Regions from separate parts of the Homo sapiens genome. Here region 1 is linked to region 2. Evidence: chromatin loops called from intact Hi-C (ENCODE). Cell type or tissue: psoas muscle. All regions are shown on one strand.

What was found. Hi-C counts contacts between places; a loop is a spot of excess contacts. Peaks named below come from ENCODE experiments on the same cell type or tissue, not always from the same donor. Only the 100,000 strongest peaks of a DNase experiment are listed, where the experiment ranks them.
Region 1: a loop joins it to region 2, with 3.0 times the contacts of the local background. A loop is called at or near these places in 2 of 110 quality-filtered maps.

What each region holds. Positions count from the first base shown.
Region 1 is chr11:125,297,951-125,300,450 of GRCh38, forward strand. All of the region lies in intron 2 of PKNOX2 (PBX/knotted 1 homeobox 2), which reads left to right. Among named protein-coding and RNA genes, the nearest start is that of PKNOX2-AS1, 32 kb to the left of the region's middle. In psoas muscle, no CTCF peak of the experiment used is centred here; a DNase peak (open chromatin) is centred at 1,471; H3K27ac peaks cover 2,066 bases.
Region 2 is chr11:125,163,507-125,166,006 of GRCh38, forward strand. PKNOX2 (PBX/knotted 1 homeobox 2) reads left to right here and starts at 1,245. Exons shown (of 13, transcript NM_001382323.2): 1 at 1,245-1,270. PKNOX2-DT (PKNOX2 divergent transcript) reads right to left here and starts at 1,103. Exons shown (of 3, transcript NR_125759.1): 1 at 835-1,103. RefSeq lists a silencer at 958-1,107. In psoas muscle, a CTCF peak has its summit at 1,039 (motif pointing right); DNase peaks (open chromatin) are centred at 1,155 and 1,895; H3K4me3 peaks cover 1,900 bases; H3K27ac peaks cover 1,792 bases.

The sequences.
Region 1 (2,500 bases), 130 kb after region 2:
TGTTCTTGCTGGTGGGTGACATCCTGGGACCTGTCATATAATGAACAATGAATATACAACTGATGGCCCAAACTGAGCCTGTGCCAGAGAGGAAAAGAGGACTTTCAGAGCTTGGGAGGACCCAGGCACAGTGAGGGCACTGGGCAAGCAGTCGGTTGAGTAGGCCAGGCTGAATAAGCTGGAGTGAGAGCTCTGGGTCCCTCAGAAGGTGGCGTTAAGGAAACAGGCAGAGGCTGTTGGTTACCCCTGGGGCTGTGGAGGTTCAGACAGGGGTAGATGAAGGGCCTTGCATAGGATGCTCTTAAAGCTGGGCACTGGGAGACCTGGAAAATTCAGGCATCCCACTGAGTGACAACTTTGTGGACCACCTTGTGTATGCGTCACCAGGGATAGAGGCCCACACAGGATACCCTGGAAGCGGCGCGTTTGTCACAGGTTTGCAGGAGGCTTACCTGCTCCCTCCCTGAACACCTGGGCTGGCTCACCCCTCGGCCTGGCCACCAGAGTGGAGGGCTTTCTAAAACTGGACTGAGCTCCAAAGCAACAGCCCTGACTCTGGGGTGGGTGAAGTAGAAACTCAGCCTCCCTCTGTGTTCCCTCAGCTCCCCAGGAGCATTTATTTAGCCTGAGCTGTGCATAGACAGGCCTCCAGGCCCCCAGTTCTGAGCCGCTGAAAGGCCAGCCCTTAGCACAGTACCAGGGACCAGACAAATACTTGGGATGAATGAATGAATGAATTGATGGATGGATGGATGAATGAATGAATGAAGCCTACAGTGCAAGGCTGTCAGAAGAAGCCAAACAGTGGCCTCAGACTTTGGCTCGTGACCTTGACGTATTCCCGGGGTCTCCGCAACTCCTGTGGCACACTTGTAGGGCAGGCCTTCTTCGCCTCTTTCTTGTTCTTACCTGACCATTGGTTATCATGTCAGGAGGCCAAGAGACACCTGTCACCTTTCTCCAGATCAAGCCCTGTGTTAGGCTATTCTTGCATTGCCATCGAGAAGTACCTAAGGCTGGGTAATTTATAAAGAAAGAGGTGTATTTGGCTCACAGTTCTGCAGGCTGTACAAGCATGGTGCCAGCATCTTCTCGGGTTTGGGGAGGCCTCTGGGAGCTTTTACTCTTGGTGGAAGGCAAAGGGGGAGCAGGCATGTCACCTGGCAAGAGCAGGAGCAAGAGAGATCAGGGAGGTGCCACACACTTTTACACAAGCAGCTCTTGAGTGAACTACCAGAGCAAGAAACTCACTCATTCCCATGGGGAGAGCACCAAGCCGTTCATGAGGAACCCACCTCCACGATCTGAACACCTCCCGCCCAGCCCCACCTCCGACACTGGGGTCACATTTCAGCATGAGATTTGGAGGGGACAAACATCCAAACTAGGTCACACTCTAAACCCAGCTGTAGTCTGAGTGCGTAACTCTGGTTGCCTGCTTCCCCTCCCTGGGCACAAGACGAGGAGCCAGCTACATGAGCCTCTCAGCTGTCTCGGTGGAGAAATGGAGAGCTGACTGAGGCCAGGGAAGGGCGGGGTGACAGAGGAAGCTGTGCTCTGCTGGGCATCAGGAGAGGTGGGTTTGGGCACTGGCAGTGCCACTACTCCTGACCTTAGACAATCCATTAGCATCTCTGAGCCTCAACATACTTGTTGGTTAAATGGGGTTAATTATATCTGCCATGTTGGTCTCAAAGATTGTTGGGAAAAATTAAAGGATGTGGAAGTGTTTCACAAACTGTGCTGGTAGATGCCTGAAGTCGTTTTCCTGGGGTCCTCCTTCTTACCCGATTTGGAGAGGGTGAGCGTTGGGGATATGGCTGGATCCCCTCGCATCCCCCCACCGGGCTGCTCTGCTTTCCTGAGCCTCGGTTCTGAGCCAGAAGCGACCGTGGGGCTTCCCAAAAGCTGTGGAACAAACCAAAAGCAGCCTGGTCTCTTCCCCATCTCACCGTCTGTTTCTGAGACACCCTGTCTGCTGCCCCTCACGACAGGGCTGTGCTTGATAGAAGGTGAGCCTTAGGCCTGTGGGAGGATGACTCTCCTTCTCCACAAATGGTTGGCACATGGTTAGCCCTGGTTGGTTGTCCAGGGGTGGAGTCACCGGCCTGTCAACCAGCATCCTGCACCTGTCTGGCCTTCGGGGCCGTGTGAGCGGTTGGAGAGGGGACCAAGGAGCTGAAATGAGGGCTCCCATCCTGATTTTGGAGTGGCTTCTTTGGAGAGTCTGCTTTTGAAAGAGCAAAGGTGGCCGAGCCTAAGGCTGCAGACTTCTCTTTTTCTACCCTCTTTATCTCTGTTTTGACCCCTCCCTACCAGGCAATGACCACTACTACTACTAATAATAGCAATAGCAGCTGGCAGTTTTTGAATACTGTGCCTGGCACTGTGCTAAACACATTACATGTATTACTCTATTTAATCCTCTCTAGGGATATTAGTATCCCCATTTTACAGATGAGGCCATTGAGGCAGAGAGAGGTTAAGCAGCTTCCCACAG
Region 2 (2,500 bases):
CTGAAAACCCAGAGGCTGGGTTTCACTTTCTGCTTTCCCGCTTTTGTCGGTGTCTTTGTCTGGGCTTCTTCCAGGCCCCCTGCCTGGCCTGGGGTCAGAGGATCAATGGCTGCCTGACTGGCTGAAAGGGCTCCTCTATGGGGAGCAAGAAGCAAACTTCCAGAGGCAGAAGGGGTTCTCTTGTCCCTTTATGCGGAGGGCCATGTGCTAAGTTGAGGAAGCAAGCAAGTGTGCTCCTGTGTGTGGCTCTTAGTAGGACTGTGATCTCTGCTGAGTGAATGGAGGCGCTTGTGGGTCTACACATGCCTGCTTTTGTCTTCCACTGTAGAGGGCATGTAAGGAGCCCATTTCCTCCCTGATGTAGATGAAGCCACCCCAGCAGGCCCAGGCTGAAACAGCCCAGCTGGTCTTTCCCTTTATATGACTGCACCCCAGCCCCCAGAACTCTGGGAACTCACTGAGTTTCTTGAGGACTTTTTATTAGAATGAAAATAGCAGTGGCTTAGAACAGGCTTGCCTGACATTTGCAAAGAAGTGCTTTACTGACAAAGCCTATCCACTCTTTCCTCTCTCCCTCTGCCCCACCTTGAACCAGACACCCCGGGAAGCCCACAGCAGAAAAAGCTCTTGAGACCAGGAATAACTAACCAGAGTGTCATCTGAACACCTTTTCTGGGGCCAGGGTAATGAGAATTATTCAAATGCAATCATAAAAATGAGGCCAGCCAGGCAGGAAAAGGGGGAGGGGGAGTGCTGGTGGAAGGAAGGATTTCTTGCCCGTTTTAAGTTTCATCATTTCTGGGGAGTTCTCTTGGGGTCCACAGAAAATCTCACCTCATCTCGGTCCCCTCAGCACCGGTGATATCTTGGAACTCGGCCCCGGTTGTTCGCTAAGGAGGACTTGGCTTGGGGGCGGGAGGGTGCTCCAGAGTTCCTGGGGGTCCACCGCACTCCCCATCCGAGGCTCCTCGCGAGCGGAGCCGCTTCTCCAGGCCGCCCGCCTCCCTGCCGCAGGAGCAGGCCCGCGCCCGCCGCCCGAGAGCCTCCGGTAGAGGGAGACACTCCAGCGGCTCCTCCGACTTGGCAGCGGCCGGGCCGGGAGTGGGTGGGGGTGATGGGGGGTGGGGAGAAAAGGGGGAGTGGGGAGAGGGGAGGTGTGTGAAGGGGGGGTCCGGGGGGCGGGTCCCTGTGCCGCTGACGTCCCGAGCAGTGCTGGGAAGTATAGGCTGTGTTGTCACGCCGGTGTCAGTCTGATGAAGATTGGCATCAGGTAAGCTGTCATTCATTTCCATGTCAGAGACGCTTTTGCAGGCGGCGGCGGCGGCGCGGCGGCGGCTGCTGCTGCGGGCGGCTGCCTCAGAGCGCGTGTGTTTTATTCCAGTCCCCAAGCCAGAGTATTATTCATTGCGACAGGGCAAGGAGGAGAGAGGGAGAGAGGGAGGCAGCAGGGAGGAGAGAGAGGGAGGCAGCAGGGAGGAGGGAGGCAGGGAGCAGCGAGGGACGGCGGGAGCGTGCAGAGAGAAGCTGGGGAAGCGCCGGGAGAGCGCGGAGCGGAGCAGCGCGAGGGGCGGCGAGGCCGGGCACGGAGGCTGCGAGAGCCCCGCGGGCCGCCCGCTCCCCTGCCCGGCCAGCGCTCAGCCCCGCCGCCGCCGCCGCCGCCGCCTCGCCGCGCTTGGGCCCGTGGCCGGCCGCGCATTGTCCTCGGGTGCAAGGAGCCGGGCTGCGGACTCGAATCGCCGCGGGCCCAACCCCGTAGCGGGCGGGCGGGGAGCTGTGCGCCAGGAGCGCCAGGGGACCCGAGAATAGGAACAGGCACGCCGGCCCGAGCCCGGGTGCAGAAGGCTCCCGGCCGGGCGCTCCGCGGGGAGAGGCTGGGAACCGCGGGCAGGCTCCAGGTTCTCTTTCTCCCGGCTTCGGGCGTCCTTGGGGCCGGCGCTTACTCCGCGCCACCAGCCTGGAGATGCTTTCCAGCGGCTGGAGGCGGGAGCGGTCCCAGGCTGGGGCCAGGTGACCGGAGGAGTCGAGGAGCCGCGGCCGCGGCCTGGGGAGGCAGGGCGAATGAGGGTTTGCAGACGGATCAGTGGAGACAGGGGAACACCGGCGGGGCCCGGGAAGCCAGGATCCGAGGGGCTACACGCACGGACCCTCACCCAGGGAGGAGCGAGAATGTGTAGGGTCACCGGCTTTCCATGATTGCTGGGGATCTTTGGTGAGGCGGGCGTAGGGGCCCGCGCGAGGCTTGGGAATCGGGAGCCCTTCTGGCTCGAGAACTAGGGGATGAGTTCGTAAAAGAGGGAACTGAAAGCGATCGAGAGCGGAGAGCTGAGGGGGATGGCGCAGGATCCCGAATCTGCCGCTCAAAGTTTGCATTTCTTTCGGGTTAGGAGACGGGCTTTCCTGGCTCCCGATCCCCAGGAAGAAACGAGCGAAATGGGCCGTCCTTTCCCGGGGCTCTTCACGGGGGAGCCGGGGGTTTCCGCGCGGTGGGGAGACTCGGGTT